Linked DNA regions of Homo sapiens: region 2 is linked to region 1. Evidence: read pairs that join two places in POLR2A ChIA-PET (ENCODE). Cell type or tissue: CD4-positive, alpha-beta T cell. All regions are shown on one strand. Links, peaks and the distances in the headings refer to the core of each region. The heading gives the core; the rest is flanking DNA. Region 1 has its middle 6.2 kb from the start of KBTBD13. Region 2 overlaps PLEKHO2 (pleckstrin homology domain containing O2).

What was found. Peaks named below come from ENCODE experiments on the same cell type or tissue, not always from the same donor. Only the 100,000 strongest peaks of a DNase experiment are listed, where the experiment ranks them.
Region 2: POLR2A ChIA-PET joins it to region 1 with 6 read pairs; 2 of 35 experiments call an interaction of 5 or more read pairs at or near these places.

Annotation. Positions count from the first base shown.
Region 1 is chr15:65,080,308-65,085,621 of GRCh38, reverse strand. No RefSeq gene overlaps it. Among named protein-coding and RNA genes, the nearest start is that of KBTBD13, 6.2 kb to the right of the region's middle. RefSeq lists an enhancer at 280-805. In CD4-positive, alpha-beta T cell, for the core only: no CTCF peak of the experiment used is centred there; a DNase peak (open chromatin) is centred at 2,891.
Region 2 is chr15:64,859,969-64,865,298 of GRCh38, reverse strand. PLEKHO2 (pleckstrin homology domain containing O2) reads right to left here. Exons shown (of 6, transcript NM_025201.5): 4 at 5,301-5,330; 5 at 3,724-3,822; 6 at 1-400. Among named protein-coding and RNA genes, the nearest start is that of PLEKHO2, 21 kb to the right of the region's middle. In CD4-positive, alpha-beta T cell, for the core only: no CTCF peak of the experiment used is centred there; no DNase peak of the experiment used is centred there; H3K27ac peaks cover 325 bases.

The DNA of each region.
Region 1 (5,314 bases), core at 1-5,000:
CCTGTAAGACATTCCTCTGGTTCCCATAACTGTGTGATCAGGCAGAGGCACTGAGATGGGCATTTTCCAGTACACTGTGCCCCAGCCAAGCCACTTGGTAACACAGCCCAGAGAGCTGAGGGTCAGAGGGGACAGGGCACATGTCCAGCAGGGTCTTGACAGGAAAGAGATGGCACACTCAAATCAGGTCACTAGAGGAGGGTTGAGGAAAGAGGCTGTTCACAAAGGGTGGAGGGCCCCTAAGGGATAGCACCAGGCTAGTGAGCTTGGGGCTTCACCACTCCTGCGTCTGCGCAGGAGGGAAGGGGGCAGCCACCTCAGCCTGGAGACAGACGGCTGTAAGGAAAAGACCAGCTGACAGTGGCGGGGACTTGAGTCAGTGAAGGAAAAAGGTCAGTGCAAGATCACCCCACAGGGAGGGAGCCAGGAACTAAGTTCCCTGACTCCATACGCCTCCCCACTTCCCACCTTTTGCTGCTGCTCTGTACTGGGAGCCAGTCAAGGGAGTCCAGTGATATCACCCAGACAGGACCACCTCTCGGGGTGCGGAGCAGGAGAAAGGAGCTGATCTGGAGGGACAAGCTGATCTGCAGGGACAAGGAGCCGTCAGCCCAGGGCTGGATGAGGGGCTTGCTATCTGAATACAAAAAGCAGCTCTGTCGGTCACACTTACTGCCTCAAAAACTTACTGTGGTTCCCCACTTCCTACAGAATAAAGCCCAAGTTCTCCAGCCTGGCATTCAAGGCTCTTCACACTCAGACTCCAGCCTATTTCTCTGGCCCCACTACAGGCACTTCACATAATCTGCACAGAGACTCTATAACAGTCTCTCATCATCATCTCCATTTGCCCAACATCACACAGCTGGCAAGTGGAGCTGGAATATGGACCCAGGTCCCCTGGATGCCATCCTGCTGTGTCATGAGCGATAAGCACAGACTGCTGGAACACAGTCCATTCACCAAAACTGTGCCTTCCAAACAGTAAGGGTGTCAATAATGGGTGGAGGGGAAAGTGTGAAGAGGAACCAGGGCAAGGAACTTGGAAGGTGAGGATTGCGTATGCTGGTCTAGAAGCTCTTATTTCACTCTCAGGACAACCCTCCTGGAATTATCATCTCCGGTTAGAGTTGAGACACCTTCATTCATTTCAGCAACTTTAAGGAATTTACCCATGGTCAAACAGAAGTCCCTGTCAGAGCCAGCATTTGACTGCAAAATCAGCTGGCAGGCAGGCAGCACTGTCCCTCTGCAGAGTGGCACCTACAAAGTCCTCAGTCCCTCGTTTCCACCGCAACCCAGTGCTAGCTCCCTCTCTGAGCACCTGAAATTACCTTTGCTAATCAGGACTTTGCAGTTAGGCGTATTTTTGTAAGACTCCTGTTAGAATGAAAATATGTTACCTGGAAAGAGAAGCATGTTGGGCGAATGGTTTCTGACCTCCTATAGAGTTGGCAAAATTGTGTGTGTGTACGCATGAGTGTGTGATCTGAAGGGCCCAGGTGCCCAAATACCATTAGAGACTAACTCCTTTGTCTCCATCTGCTGAATCTGCGTGCTGAATGGGGTGTGTGTGTAGAGGAACTTTCCTAGAAAAAATAAGGATGGAAGCCTGGAATCAGGGAGGGCAGCCTGATGATGGGTCACCATGGGGAAGCTCTTTCATGAGTGCCCTGGAAGGCAGCACAGGAAATAACATGTTAGGATGGGAGGAGGATTCCAGAGAAGCAGGCTTTAGGTTGGGTGGTCCACTTGCATTGCTTTGTCTCCAGGAAAGTTGCTTTCCCCTAACCTGCGACCTGGCTTTCCTTCCCTGTGAAGAGAGGGGTGGAACTAGAGGCTTATACCCTGCTCCAAGACCCTGCAGCCCAACAAAAGGCCCATTTTCCCTTTGTTAGTTACTCGAATGCCAGAGAGAAGGGCTCCCTCTTTTCATGCTTCCCCAGTCCAGCTGGGGCAGAATCATGAGGGCTGCAGAGGACGCTGCTGGGACAAGACCTCCTCTAGGGGGGTCCTGTATCCCATGCCTATTACTGGCCTGCTGGGGCCAGCCTGTCTTCTGACAGCTGTGTCTCCCACCAGCACAGTTAATTTGCTGCCGTTCCTGGGATGTGACAGCAACTTGAAGCAAAGCAATTAGGATGAAAAAGAGGCCCCAGCTCCTTGAGGCCAAAGGAAAATAAACAGAGCAGCCCTGTGTGTATTCCGCCGCCAAGAGGAGCCATTCTTCAAGGGATGATTAGCATTTCTAATCCCAGCTTCCTCCCTTCCCTTGAAAGAAAAGTGACCGGTGAGCGGCTGCTCTTTTCAGATCCCACTCTTCCCAAGGTGGACTGCAAACTTGACAGCTCGTCACCTCCACAGAAAAGTCTTCCCTGGCCACCTGCCACAGCCCTGCCAGAAATGATACTCCTGTCCTCTGAAATCTGAGAGCCTTTCTCTGTACCTTTCCTATGGAGTTTCCTTGATTGACTGATCAATTCATTAATGCATTCTTTCAACAAACATCCGTTGAGTGCCATTCATTCATTCAACAAATATTTCTTAAGTCCCTACTAAATAAATCATCTCTTAAGCTGCCTACTACGTTCTAGTCATTTTTCTGGGTCCTGATGAGAGAGCAGTGAACAAAACAGAAAAAACCCTCTGCCTTCGTGGAGCTCAAATTTTAGTAGGAGAAAACCAACAGCAAACAAGTGAAAAGATAGCATGGAAGATGATGCTAAAAGCTATGCAGAAAAATAAAACAGGAAAAGGGAGGAGAACATGTAGAGAAGGGGGAGGTAGATTTTAAGTAGGGAGGTTAGGAGAGTCTGTAGGATCGAAGTGACATCTGAGCCAAGACCTGCAGGAAGTGGGGTGGGGCTGAGGCAGTGCGCAGGCAGAGGGACACCAGCCACACACCCTGAGCCCGGAGTGTGCCTGGTGCGTCTGAGGAGCAATGAGGCCAGAGAGGAGTGGGAGGAGATGAAGTCAGGGAGGAAACAGGGTGGGAGAGTCTGAAAGGACTTTGCCTTTCAGAGGGGGCGCACCAGGCTCTGACTGGCATTTTGTTGAACTAGGATGGCTCTGGCTGCCCTGTGAGCACACTGAAGGGAAGCCAGCAAGGAAGCAGGTCCTTGGTGGACAGGGGTGGGGCAGCTTCTCTGCCTCTGCCAGGCGGGCTATATAAACCACATAGGATGATTTCAGGGAGAGGAAGGCTTGGGGTGCAGGACATCTGGAGTCAGGGGCAAGGAGAACGTTTGTGGAAGACTGGAGAGAACTCCAGAGAGTTGGGCTGCAGGGCTGCCACCAGGTTCAGGAAAATGATCCCTGCAGCTTTAAGCTGTGTGAGTGTAGGCCTCTCAGAAAGGACGGACTTCTCAGAGTAAACCTCTGGGCTGGGACAGAGAGATTTCAAATCCAGCCCTCTGAGCTCAGTAACTCCTAAGTGTTTCTGTAATTTGCCCAGCTGCACCTGGTTTGTGCCCCCCACACCTTCATGCAATAGTCAAGCCGAGATGCCGGGGAATGAGAGGCTGAGAATCCCAAGTCCTGAGTTCAAGTCCCTGCTCTTCCACTTAACTGCCTGTGTGACTCTGGGTGAGCCAGCCATTCTGGCTTTCTGCTGGTTTCCTCACAGGCACCCCAGGCACAGTCACCATCCCTGCTGAGGGTGGTGGGCAGTGGTGACACATGCTGACTGTGGGTGGAACAAAGCCTTAACTGTGAGAACCCTTAGACAGAGAAGGTGGGCTGGGTTACAAAGCTTCCCCACACTTCCTGAGACGAGGGAAGTATCAGTGAACGTGCAAATATCCCCCAGGGCCTAAACCAGTCATTACCTGGGCTGAACGGGGCTACTGGTCTCCCAGGTCTATCCTAAGGGAAGAGAACTAGTTAACTTTCCTATGGAAGAGGGAAGAGAAAGGGCTGAGTCCAAGGGAACAAACGAACCCCCAAAAGAGGTGGGGATACATAGAGAAAGGCAAAACGGAGGGAGTGTTAAGGAGACCATTGGAAACACCCTGTCCATCTCAGGATGTCGGCCAAGCAGGCATGTAGCACAGAAGACAAGCCTGTGGCCCTGGGTTCACAGCCAGGTTCTGCCACTACCTAACGAGCCTCTTCTAATCACATGACCGTTGAGCTTTTTTCCCTCCATTAAGCTGCGGGAGTAGGGGTGTTGCCAAACTATCTGCCACTTAAAATTCTCAAAAGCTCAAGTAAGTCAACTGTGGGAAAGCTCTCTGTGAACACTGTGTTATTATTACGCACAAAAGGCATCTCAGAAAGGGCTGCCCTGGATGAAGGGAGGAACAACCAAATGCCAGGAGCCAGCAGGCTGGGGCTAAGCAGCCCCAAGTGCAGACAATGCTGTGGGATAAGAGAGACTAGGAGCTGATGGATTATCATGTGGCAAGTCTCAGGTGTTCAGCACTGGTCAGGAGGAAGGAGGAAAATGCTCTGTACTGTTATGAAAGTTATCTGTAACTTGGAAGTAAGGCAAAAGAAGGATTATTTCCTTTCAATGTCACTTTGGGACACTTTGAACAGAGAAGAGTTATTTAATTTTCAAGGGGAATGTACCTTTGCCTTACAATTTACTATAGATTAGAGCCCAGACTTTGTGAAGTTACATGCTAACTTGTAGGCATATGCACAAATATGTACATGCATGTATGTAAAGATGCAAAGGATTTTTGTTCAGTAGAGAACCAAAAAAATTATGCTTTTGTCCTGTAAGGCATATGCCAGTTTTGTCTCTAACTTAGCAAACTTATTTTAGTATGTCTCTTCCAACTAAATATACAAATCTGTCTCTCAAATGCTCTTTTCAATCAGCTTTGCCATTCTTTTTGGTTCTCTTACAGGTGAGTTAAATAAATCTTTGATGTGTGATATGAATTACACTTTGAGGCCAGGTACAGTGGCTCATGCCTGTAATCCCAGAACTTTCGGAAGCCAAGCAGGAGGATTGCTTGAGCCCAGGAGTTCAAGGCCAACCTGGGCAACACAGTGAGACTCCACCTCTACAAAAAAATTGTATAAAAATTGGCCGGGCGTGGTGGCTCACACCTGTAATCCCAGCACTTTGGGAGGCCGAGGTGGGCGGATCACCTGAGGTCAGGAGTTCAAGACCACCCTGACCCACATGGAGAAACCCCATCTCTACTAAAAATACAAAATTAGCCAGGCTTGGTGGCGCATGCCTATAATCCCAGCTACTTGGGAAGGCTGAGGCAGGAGAATCACTTGAACCTGGGAGGTGGAGGTTGGGGTGAGCTGAGATCACACCATTGCACCCCAGCCTGGGCAACTACAGCAAAAC
Region 2 (5,330 bases), core at 331-5,330, 220 kb after region 1:
AGGGTGCCTGGGACGGTTCTGCACTCTCTGCAGCAGGGGCCTCCTGGGGGCTGGGGTTCTCCCAGCTCACCTTCAGTTTGTCAGGCAGGACGCTGTTGGGAGGCTGCTCAGAGCCACTGTCCTCCTCTGCTGGGGTCTCTGAGTCCTCTTGGCTCTCAGGGGAGACCTCAGAGCTTGCTGAGACAGGGGTTGGGGCTCTCTCCCCCACAGGGGTCTCCACCCTGTCACCAGGGCTGGTGGTCTCAGGTGCTAGGAAAGGCTTGGTAGGAGGCATGAGGGGCCGGGGTGTCTCCCGAGGTTGGGCTTCACTGACATGATTGCTGGGGGCAAACACTGGTGGCCCACTGTCCGGAACATCAAGATCCAGGCGCAGAAGACCGTCAGAAGCTGCACTGGCCACCTGGTGGGGGGGATGGTATATGGGTGTCATCTTGGCTGACTAGCCATTGGGTCAGGTGTGCCCACTGACACGAGTTCTTACCCTCTCCCATCCAGGTTGTCCAGGCCCCCAGCTCCCCAGCCTCCCTCTGTCCTGGCTTCTGTGGCTACTTAATTAGAAGCTAAAGTGATTTCTTGATGAATCTTCCTCTCCTTTCCCTCACCACCAAAGAATTCCCTGTTTTGGAATCACAGGCCAGGAAAGTCACAGCCAGGGTCCTCTTGGAGCCCCAGGCTGGTTTCTGGGATACTGGACCTGGACTGGACTATACAAGCCTGGGTGGCAGGGGACAGAGTTCCAGCCCTGCATCTAACCCCTACCTAGCTGTATGGCCTTCAGAGGTTCCCTTCTCTGCAACCCACCTACCCATCACCATACCCAGGGTCCCCACAACCAGTTGGTCAGTCAGAGACAGGACCAGGACTCAAACATACTTCTTCCAGTTCATCTCAAGCTCACTGACTTCTGCTTGCCCTTCCTGGAGACCTCTGTTCCGTCTGCCAGCTTCTCTCCAGCTTTTGCCTGTCCAGCTGCTTGGCAGCCTGTGCCCACTCTCCTCATGTCATCAGATGTGGTCCCAGACCACAGCTGACTGCCAGAGAACAGCTGCACCAGAAGGCAGCTACCCACCCCCACCAGGCTCCAGGGACCAATAGGGATATCCAGCAGTCCCACAGTCATGAGACCCTCCCAGAGAGCCTCAGAGGCCCCAGCAGGGCTGGGCAGGAGGCCTTTCCCAAGGTCCCTCAGATGGTGGGGGTCCTGGCTGGGATCCTTACTCTCCCCTGCCACCTTATTTTTCTTAAGAGATGGGGCTGGCTGGGTGCAGTGGCTCACGCCTATAATCCCAGCACTTTGGGAGGCCGAGGCAGGCTGATCACCTGAGGTCGAGAGTTTGAGACCAGCCTGAGCAACATGGAGAAACCCCGTCTCTACTAAAAATACAAAATTAGCCAGGTGTGGTGGCACATGCCTGTAATCCCAGCTACTCGGGAGGCTGAGGCAGGAGAATTGCTTGAACCCTGGAAGCGGAGGTTGCAGTGAGCCGAGATCATGCCATTGCACTCCAGCCTGGGCAACAAGAGCGAAGCTCCGTCTCAAAAAAAAAAAAAGGGGGTCTCGCACTGTCACCCAAGCTGAGTGCAGTGGCATGGTCACAGCTCACTGCAGCCTCCAGAGTAGCTGGGACCACAGGCATGTGCCACGATGCCCATCTCCCTTTGTTGCTCTCACTCCCTTTTATACATACACAGGACCTGGCTGACATCAGGCACTGGGGACCACCAGAAAGTCACCCCTAACACACCACACACACACACACACACACACACACACACACAAACACACACACACACAGCGCCTCCCTGAACTCTTCTGTCAGAGGGCCCCTCCCTCCAAGGCTGGCCCTCCCTACATCCGTCCCCGGCCCCCATCAGGCATTCCTTTTCTCTGTGGCCACCTCAGTGCTCCCTCTGCAGGATCCTATCCCTCAGCTGACAGACAGGCACAGGCTGCTGCAACTCAAAAACAGACCTCCCACGACCTTGGGTCCCTCCCTCCGGCAAACCCAGCCCTGCACCCCGGGACAGCCCTAAATCGACTCCTTTTAGAAAATACGCTGCAAGGCCAGGCGCGGTGGCTCACGCCTGTAATCCCAGCACTTTGGGAGGCCAAAGTGGGCAGATCACGAGGTCTGGAGTTCAAGACCAGCCTGGCCAAGATGGTGAAACCTCGTCTCTACTAAAAATACAAAAATTAGCCGGGGGTGGTGGAGGGTGCCTGTAATCCCAGCTACTCGAGAGGCTGAGGCAGAGAACTTCTTGAACCCGGAAGGCGGAGGTTGCAGTGAGCTGAGATTGCACCCTGCACTCCAGCCTGGGCGACAGAGCGAGACTCAATCTCAAAAAAAAAAAAAAAAAAGAGGTGGGGGGAGAGGGGAGGGATAGCATTAGGAGATATAACTAATGCTAAATGACGAGTTAATGGGTGCAGCACACCAGCATGGCACATGTATACATATGTAACTAACCTGCACATTGTGCACATGTACCCTAAAACTTAAAGTATAATAATAAAAAAAAGAAAAGAAAGAAAAGAAAAAGAAAATATGTTGTAAATGCCTTGTCCTTGGTCCTGCCCTTGTGACTTGCGGCTGCCAACCTGGCTGATGCCCACCAGGTCTTGTGCCCATCTCTCTCCAGATGTGGCACTTGCCTCTGGCTTCCTCTTTCTTGGTTCCCTGCTAGCTGACCTCCCTCCAGTCCCTAAATGTAGCACTTGCTGAGGTTCTTTCCTGGCCTCCAAAATCCTCCCCTGCAGCATTAGCTCCACTGGTCTAAAAGAGTCTCCTCCCTTCCCCCCTCCCCATTGCCCATACCCTCTCCAAATTCCCTGTGCCCAGGGCCTCCATGCTCCCAGTCTCCAGGCTTGGGGAACCTCAGACAACCTTCCCTTGGTCCAATCCCCTGACTCAATCACAAGCCCAGGTGGCTCTTGCTTCCTAACATCCTCCCATCAACCCCTCCCTCTTCATCCCCTCCAGGGGCCTGGAAAGCCGCCTCCCCCACCTCCTTCCTGGCCCCTGCCTTTCCCTCTCTCAACCCAACCCATCCTACCCAGAGCCTCAAACTGACCTCTGAAACGCACTCTCCCTTCCTTGTCTCCAGCTTCTTCACCAAGGCCTCCACAATTTCCTCCCCACAACCCCCTTCTCAGACCCATCTCCCAGGCAAATGGAGCTGCTCCGCATACCTCAAACCCTCCCGCTGTGCCTCAGCTCACAGCACTCCCTCCACAGAGAATCCCCTGACTCCAAGTCCACCAAGTGAACCCCTCCCATCCTTCAAGGGTCAGCTAAAATGCCAGTGGCTCCTTGTGGTCCCTCCTGCCCTGACCTCCTAGAGCCTTCCTTCCTCCGCACAAAAATCAGACACAGCTTTGCATGGAGCAGTCTGTGGGATAGGCCTATTTTTCAGCTGGAAGACGAGCTCTGAGGGGCAGGGACTGGCCTCATGGGCTTCAGTTTCCCTCTGGCACCAACTCTGGCTAAGGACAGATTCAACATTTGTGTGTGGATTGAACAAATGGAAAAGGCTACAGGCTCAAGGACATCCATACCCTGAGCACGTGTAACACAGGTGCCCCATCACTTCCTGTCTACTCCTCAGGAAGCCCCAGCTCCAGGTGTCCTCAGGAAAAATGTGGCCCCAAGCCTGGCTGCCGCCCAGAGGAGCTGAGGTCCTAGGCTCAACTAACCCCAACATCCACACTGGGTAAGGCCCTACCTCCTTCAGGTGGACTCTCGTTGGTGGCCGGCGTCGCTGGCCCCCTCGCACCCGGTCCCGTGTCACATGCTCCAGGGCGCAGCTCTTGTCCACCTTTACCTGGAGGGAGGGGGAACCAGATCAGCCCCTGCCAAGCCTTGGGGAGTGTGGGAAGTAGCCAGGGCGGACCTGGCTCAGAGCCAGGGTCAGTGCCCCACCGCTGCCCTCTCTGGGAATCTCCCTGCCCTGGCCTCTGCTTCTCTAACTCTGCAATGCCCCTGGAGTCTCTTGCAAAGTCTGAGGCTCTCCCTCTCTGCAGCTGCCATTTGCCTCAGTCTTCCTGCCCAAATATGGGCCATCGGCCCTTGCCCCTGAGTATATCACAAATATATAAGCAGCCCTGAGGTGGCTTTGGGGCTTAGCTAGGAGAGAAGGTTGAAAGCAGCCTATGCTCCCCTGGTACCTGGTTTCTGGAAAAGGTCTGCCCTGGCCTCTGCCACCCTCCCAGGACCCCTGGAGAGAGCCCAGAGAGAGAGCAGGGCCTCTGCCCCTTGAGTCTGGGAGCCTGGAGGTCAGCATCTTCTCTCTGAGGGTAACAGAAGGGGTCAGGATTGGCTGGGAAGTCTCAGAGTAAGAGTCACATGGGAGGTCCAGACTCAGAACCCTGGAGCAGCCTGGCCCTATGATGGGGAGTGGGGGCTCAGGCCCACATGTGACTCCAGCTGTCTCTGTCCCTCTGTCCCTCTGTCCCTCAGTGGGCTGAGGCCCAGCCCATGGCTCCTATGGCCTCCCCCAATATCTATGATATGTCCCATCATCCCTCTCCCGTGGAACGGGGACACTTTTCCCCTAGGTAGTGAAGGGCTGAGCATGACATGTAACACAGGACACGACATAGGAGCTATGGGCTGGGAGTCGGGGAACCTGGGTATTAAGAGGGGACTTGCTTGGGAAGATTTGCTCCTTGACATAATCCAAGGCATCACTGTAGGTGGCCCCCAGGTCCATTTTAGCCCAAATAACCAAAGATCCGTGATGTCAAAGACAAATCTTCCTAGGAGATCCTGGCCCCATGGGATGCTCTGCCTGCCCCAAGCCAGATTGTGGCTACTGTTGCCACAGTCCCCAGTACAGCACAGGGGGCTGAGGTCTGCAGGGCTGAATGGTCATTGCAGACAGAGAGGGAGGCCCAGAGCTGAGAGCCAGCCTGCCCTGGACTTCATGGTCAAACTGAAAAGGGAGCTGTCGGCTCACTCTGCAGCACTCTCTGGCCTGGGCCCACCTGCTGCTTCCAGCTGAGGCCAGGCTTAGAAAGGATGCATGCTGCCACCAGTCTAGTTCCAGCCCACCACTTATCTGCTTTCCAGTTTAAGACAAGTTACTTAATTTCCTTAGGCCTCCATTTCATCTGTAAAACAAGGACAGCACCACCTACTATGAGGGGCTGTAGTGAGGACTATAGAAGGTAACAACAATGCCCCATAGCAGTGACATAATCAAGGGGTAGTCTGGGGTAAGGAGGGGCAGGGTCCTCTCCTAGATCACACGCAGTGGGAAAGGAGACACAGAGCTGTCCATGTCCACAGACTGCATCGCACCTCATCGAAAGCCTTGTTTTTGCCTCGGTT